2 separate regions of the Homo sapiens genome follow, and region 2 is linked to region 1. A link is a contact called in ENCODE Hi-C data. All regions are on one chromosome and are shown on one strand. The core of a region is the stretch at or near the end of the contact, and the rest is flanking DNA. Distances in the headings are between cores, read along the strand shown. Region 1 holds the start of COPS8-DT (COPS8 divergent transcript). Region 2 holds the start of PER2 (period circadian regulator 2).

What was found. A loop is a pair of places that touch in the nucleus more often than their neighbours do. Pooled maps may share reads with other maps.
Region 2: a loop to region 1 is called in a map of naive thymus-derived CD4-positive, alpha-beta T cell, with 28 times the contacts of the local background. The contact joins the promoter of PER2 here to the promoter of COPS8-DT in region 1. A Hi-C loop is called at or near these places in 3 of 168 maps with a recorded cell type or tissue (CD4-positive, alpha-beta memory T cell and naive thymus-derived CD4-positive, alpha-beta T cell), 2 of 37 single-sample maps with no recorded cell type and 8 of 50 pooled maps.

The regions. Positions count from the first base shown.
Region 1 is chr2:237,084,476-237,087,070 of GRCh38, forward strand. COPS8-DT (COPS8 divergent transcript) reads right to left here and starts at 1,346. Exons shown (of 3, transcript NR_187934.1): 1 at 1-1,346. COPS8 (COP9 signalosome subunit 8) reads left to right here and starts at 1,414. Exons shown (of 8, transcript NM_006710.5): 1 at 1,414-1,567. The coding sequence starts at 1,490. RefSeq lists enhancers at 460-1,354, 995-1,544, 1,355-2,249.
Region 2 is chr2:238,287,299-238,289,893 of GRCh38, forward strand. PER2 (period circadian regulator 2) reads right to left here and starts at 1,312. Exons shown (of 23, transcript NM_022817.3): 1 at 1,051-1,312. LOC112268433 (a long non-coding RNA gene) reads left to right here and starts at 571. Exons shown (of 3, transcript XR_002959458.2): 1 at 571-599. RefSeq lists enhancers at 250-772, 857-1,751 and silencers at 1,300-1,449, 1,790-2,059.

The DNA.
Region 1 (2,595 bases), core at 96-2,595:
CTTCAATCCAATCAAGTTGACAGTCAGTATTAACCATCACTCATATCATATATTTTCTTATTCATGCACTTCTTTATATTAGACACCTGATCATGCCAAAAGGCCAGTCCATAGTTCTTTTGCTTTTCAGTCCTTCCTTACGCATCGGTGAGTCCCAGGTCGAGAGTAGAGGTAGAATTCGTGCACGTAAAGTGCGATGAAAACGGGCAAGTTCACTTTGTGCAGCATCTGTTTTTACCAGCGTGGTTCTGGTAAAAACAAAATCTATATGCATGTATAAGCTATGAAGTACAAATTGCATAATTTCTGTGATTCCACATATGAGATCAGTGCACTTATATTAGTATTTAAAACTGGCATTGCACAACGTAAAGATGGATGGTGAACTTCATGCTAACAATTTAAATCTAAATTTTTCTTGGAATGATATTAAATAACACATAAAAACACTATGAAAAGAGAGAAACTGAGAGGAAAGAGAAAGTTTTATATTTTATGACCTCAGAGGCACTTTCTTTCTGTTTTTTGAACAAGGAAGCTCCGCACTTTTCTCTGAGCTCCACAAATTATGCAGCCAGCCTTGCAGCAGGCAACACATCAAAGCCTCTTTCCTGGGGGTCTAGTGAGGGATGTAAAACACAAATATGTTAATAATATACAATATAATGTCACTAACAGTAAGTGCTGTGCTAAACAAAAGCCAGGATGGCTACAGCAAGCCGGAGGGGAGCTGAGAATTAGATGTAAATTCTGAGGGATGGGAAGGGCCCTAGATTTTAGGGCGTTGTGCAGAAGAGTAACCAGATCTGCTCTACGTTTCAGGAAAGGAAAAAAAAATTCCCTCTGGCTGCGGTTCCGAGAATAGCCTGGAAGGAGGCAGGGGTCCCGGCTGGAGAAGCGTGGCTCCGGGGTGGGGCGTGCAGGGCTAGCCCGGGCGGGGGACGCTGCCCAACAAGCAGGTTTGCGGAGACTCACACCTTAGATTCTGAGTTTTTAAGCTTGTTTCCTCAGAGCAGGGAACTCACGAACGTTTCGTGAGCACCTACGGTATGCAGGGTACGGTGCGGAGCCCTAGCGTCACTGACGACCGGGACAGCCGAGCAGCTGCAGGATCCGTCGTGTTCCCCAGCAATTTTAATATTTAAAAATTCGTTACTGTTGCTGTTACTTGTTTTCTATGTATTGGATGTCTTCGTGAAGAACCCTCAAAAGTGCAACGAACTCCTCCCTGCCAGAGGGCGGCCGCGCGCTCTGAGTACAGCTTCCCGCGGAGCCGGCCAGGTCCTCCAGGGCACCGAGAAAGCCGGCCAGAACGGCGGCGCCCTATCCCGGCCGCAGCGATGTCTGACGGCGCCCCGGAACTGACGGTCTGGTACGCAGGGGCGCTCGGCGGCAACGGCGGCTTTAAACGTCATCGCGGGCGCGACGCCTGAGGGACAGTCTGGGGTTTGGCTGTCCGGACGGTGCAGCGGCGAGGCCGGCCGCGAAGATGCCAGTGGCGGTGATGGCGGAAAGCGCCTTTAGTTTCAAAAAGTTGCTGGATCAGTGCGAGAACCAGGAGCTCGAGGTAACCCTTTGCGTCGCGCTGGGAGAAACTGCGGAGTAGTCTTAGGCCCTGGGGCGGCACCAGTTTCCAGGGTAACGGGGTCTGAGGCTAGCGGGCTTTGGGAGCTCACGGGGCGGGCGTGGGAGGTGGACGTGTGGATCCCTGACCGCCGCAACCTGCTCCGACCGGGCCCGGTCTCCCCGAACTCGCCGGGACCTTTTTGTTATGTGTCTTCAGCTTGTGAGCCCGAAAACCCTGTGCGTCTTTGCTCCAGCACCTACCGATGAGCTCATATTAATTAGGCATCTTTCCTTCCCAGTATCGGGTTGGGAGAGGGTAGTAAAGTGGGTTTTATTAAAGATCTTGGTATACACACACACACTAACACACACACCGCAACTCACACGCACACCAAGAAAAATGTGACCATTGTAACCTTTTTTTAACTCACAAAGCCTTTCTCGTAATGTTGTCAAGTTAGCTTGCCATTTTGTCTTCAGTAAGACAGATGAAAGTTATGCAGCTGTTAAAGTTAATGTTTTTCTTAGACACTTAAAAAGGGTTTATATCATTAGTTTTAAAATTAAATAAAGGAGACAACATCCAGAAGCAGCAGCTCACTAATAGATAATAGATACTTTCCAGTTGAGTTAAAATGGAAAGAATTGTCTTTGCAACGCAGCTGTGGTGATTTTCTGTCTCTTATTCAGGACGCTTGATGTAATGGGCAGAATCAGAATGCTTCAGGAATCTGTCGAATTTGTTTCTTATAATAGTAAGATCATTTAAATGGGAATTTGAGAACTGGGGAAGGGGATCCACTTACATATTCTTGAATGTATAAAGAAACTGAAGCCCAAAGGGAGATAAATCAAAGCTGATGACGAATATAAACTTAATACTCAGAATTTTCGTGTTTGATACTTCTCTAAGCTGTTTCTAAATCTATAATAGGACTATAAGATTACTTATAGTCTTAGACTAAAAAGGCTTACTTTTAAAATTAGCATTTATAAAATATTATTTTAAAAATGAAAGTTAAAGGGTAA
Region 2 (2,595 bases), core at 62-2,561, 1.2 Mb after region 1:
GTCATATAGCACACAAAAATCAATTCACCTTGTATTTTAAAACTCAATTTCCAAATAAAGCCTTCAGGTAGAGTCCTGTTTTCTTCTCAGGCACACCCAGCCTGGGACCAGAAGCCCCAGGTGGGGGTAGAGGGTGGGCCAAGAAGTCTAGCAGTCCTGCTGTGCCATATACAGGTGAGAGGCGTCCATGTGGGGCTTTAGCCACCGTGTGGGGTTCTTAACACATTTCCCGGACTTAAGGCCCTTCCTCCCAAATTCCAGCCCACCCAGGATTCAGCACGCAAGTGGAGGCCATCACTGAACCTCTGAAGCTCATCCTGCCCCAGGACGATGGGAAGATCCTGCAGACAGCCTGGGCCTGGGCCTCAGTTTGCTCATCTGTCAGGCTGAGGGGTTACTCTGGGTGATTTTCAGGGTGCCTTCTGGCTCTGTTGTTCTGTATGAATCAGCTTTCCAAACGGGTTCCTTCTGTGTAGGTTACAGAAACCCTGGCAACCAACTCGTCATCCCTTACCCTGGCCTTCCTGAAGGGGGAAGCAGGCCACCTCCCACCCCCTGGTCTATGTCTGGGACTTGGCAGCCAAAGTACATCCCAGAAGGTAGGCGCGACTGCTGCACCAAAGAGTGGACACCCCCATTCCCTTCTATCCAGTCCGGGGAAAGGGAATTAATACAGGGTGGTCCAGGGGAGGCAAAGGGGCGAACATTAGAGGGTCTCCCCGCCCTCAGGTTCCCAGGCCTGGCTTGGCACCGGGACTTCCTTGTCCCTCTGATCACCCATTCCAGGAGACCCGTGGGTGTCCAGGAAAAGCTCCTAGATCAGCGCCCCTCCATGGCCCTTCCCCAGCCCAGGACTTAGCCCTGTGGCCTCAGAAGAGGCAGTCAGCTCCCCGAGGGTCCTCCAGATCCCAGGGCCGGCTGCGCTGACCCTTGGTTTCCTTGGCCTTCCCCATGCGAGGGGAGGGAGGGTTCCCAAAAGAGAATCGCCCACGGAACCGCAGCCCGCGCGCAGTCACTCGGTAGCTCGGTGCCCTACACACGCTGCCTCACCTTTCGGACCTCAGGCTCCTGAGCTGCGAAGCGGGGGTTCGAGTCCCCAACCCTCGGTGTCACCGCAGTTCAAACGAGCGCACCCTGCGCGCGGCTCGACCACTCTCCACCTGGGACAGGGCCAAGGGCACACGCCCCCACGCCGGCGCCGTTTCAAGCCGAGGAGTCCAGCAGCCCAAGGAACTTCCGGCGGCGCCTCCGCTGCCCGAGCCGGCGCTGGGACCCCGACCTGCCCGAGGCCCGCGCGCCGGCGGCGGTTACGTAAGCCGCAGCGGGGCCGCGCCGCGCCACTTACCGCCGGCCGCGCCCGCGTCAGCCCGTCCGCCGGTCCCTCCGCCGACTCGCGGCTCTGTCCGCCCGGCCCCGCGCCCGCCGCCGCCGCCCACAGCTGCACGTATCCCCTCAGCGCCGCCGCCTCCGCCGCGGCCGAGTCGCCGCTGTCACATAGTGGAAAACGTGACCGCGCGCGCCGCGCCCGCCCCCGGCCTCCGCCATTGGCCGCGACTCCGTCTCATCTGCATACATGAGGGGCGGGGCCTACGAACGCCGCGCGCCCATTGGTGGCCGCGCCCGTCGCTCTTTTTACATAAGACGCACATGGAACTCCATGTTCACCTCGTCGGTTCCTCAATGGAGACGCGGCGCGTTCGTGCTACCCGTCGTCCTCCCTAGTGGTCTCATCCACTTCCGGCGTCGGCGCCTTCCATTCACTACGCCCTCAAGCCCGCCAGCTCGGGGAGCGCGGAGTGGCGCGTACCATTGCGGGCGGGGGAGCTGGGCGCGGGGCTCCTGCGCACCTCCGGCCGGCCTGGCAGACCCGGCGCGCCGAAGCCGGACGAGGGAGACCTCCACCTCCGGCCACCGGCCAGAGGCGCGCCCCCAGCGGCCAGGGCCGCGGGAAAGTCCGCGCGGCATGCTTCATTCACGCATTCACATTCATTCATTTACTCATTCACTCACTCATTCATCGCGGGGCCCCGGAGCAGCCCAGGAGAAGGTGGCAGCACCGCCCTGCAGCAGCTCCGGGGGCACGCCCACCCGGGCCTCTGAGGTGCCTGTGGTCGACACTTGTCCCGGCAGCTACCAAGTGACCTTTCTTATTTTTGAGACCACGTGTTGCAATTTTTGGTTCAGGAAATAGAGTCATTGTTACTCTGGGGAGGTACAAAAGAAAGAAATGATGTTGTCCCTGCCCCCAAGCGCATCACTAGGGAGAAAGGACTATCTCATAAAAAGGAAACTTAATCAAATGCTAAATTGGGCGATGTGGGCTATAAATTAACCAGAGCTATCCCCACAGGCTCCGTGAGAAAGGCAGCACTTCCAAGGCGGGTAAGATGGGCCCTGAGAAAGGGACGCCTTACAACGGTGCAAGCCGTAGAGACGCAGGAGCCAGGGGTAGGAGGTTGTCCTGGGAGACAGCGCGGGACCCTGCATCACCTTGTTTCGGTAAGCATTGTGTGGGGCATGTGGAGCCTCTAAACTTCCATTTAAAGTGTCAGGAGAAAGAGTACAATTTCCCCGGGTCTGGGTAGAAGCCTGAGA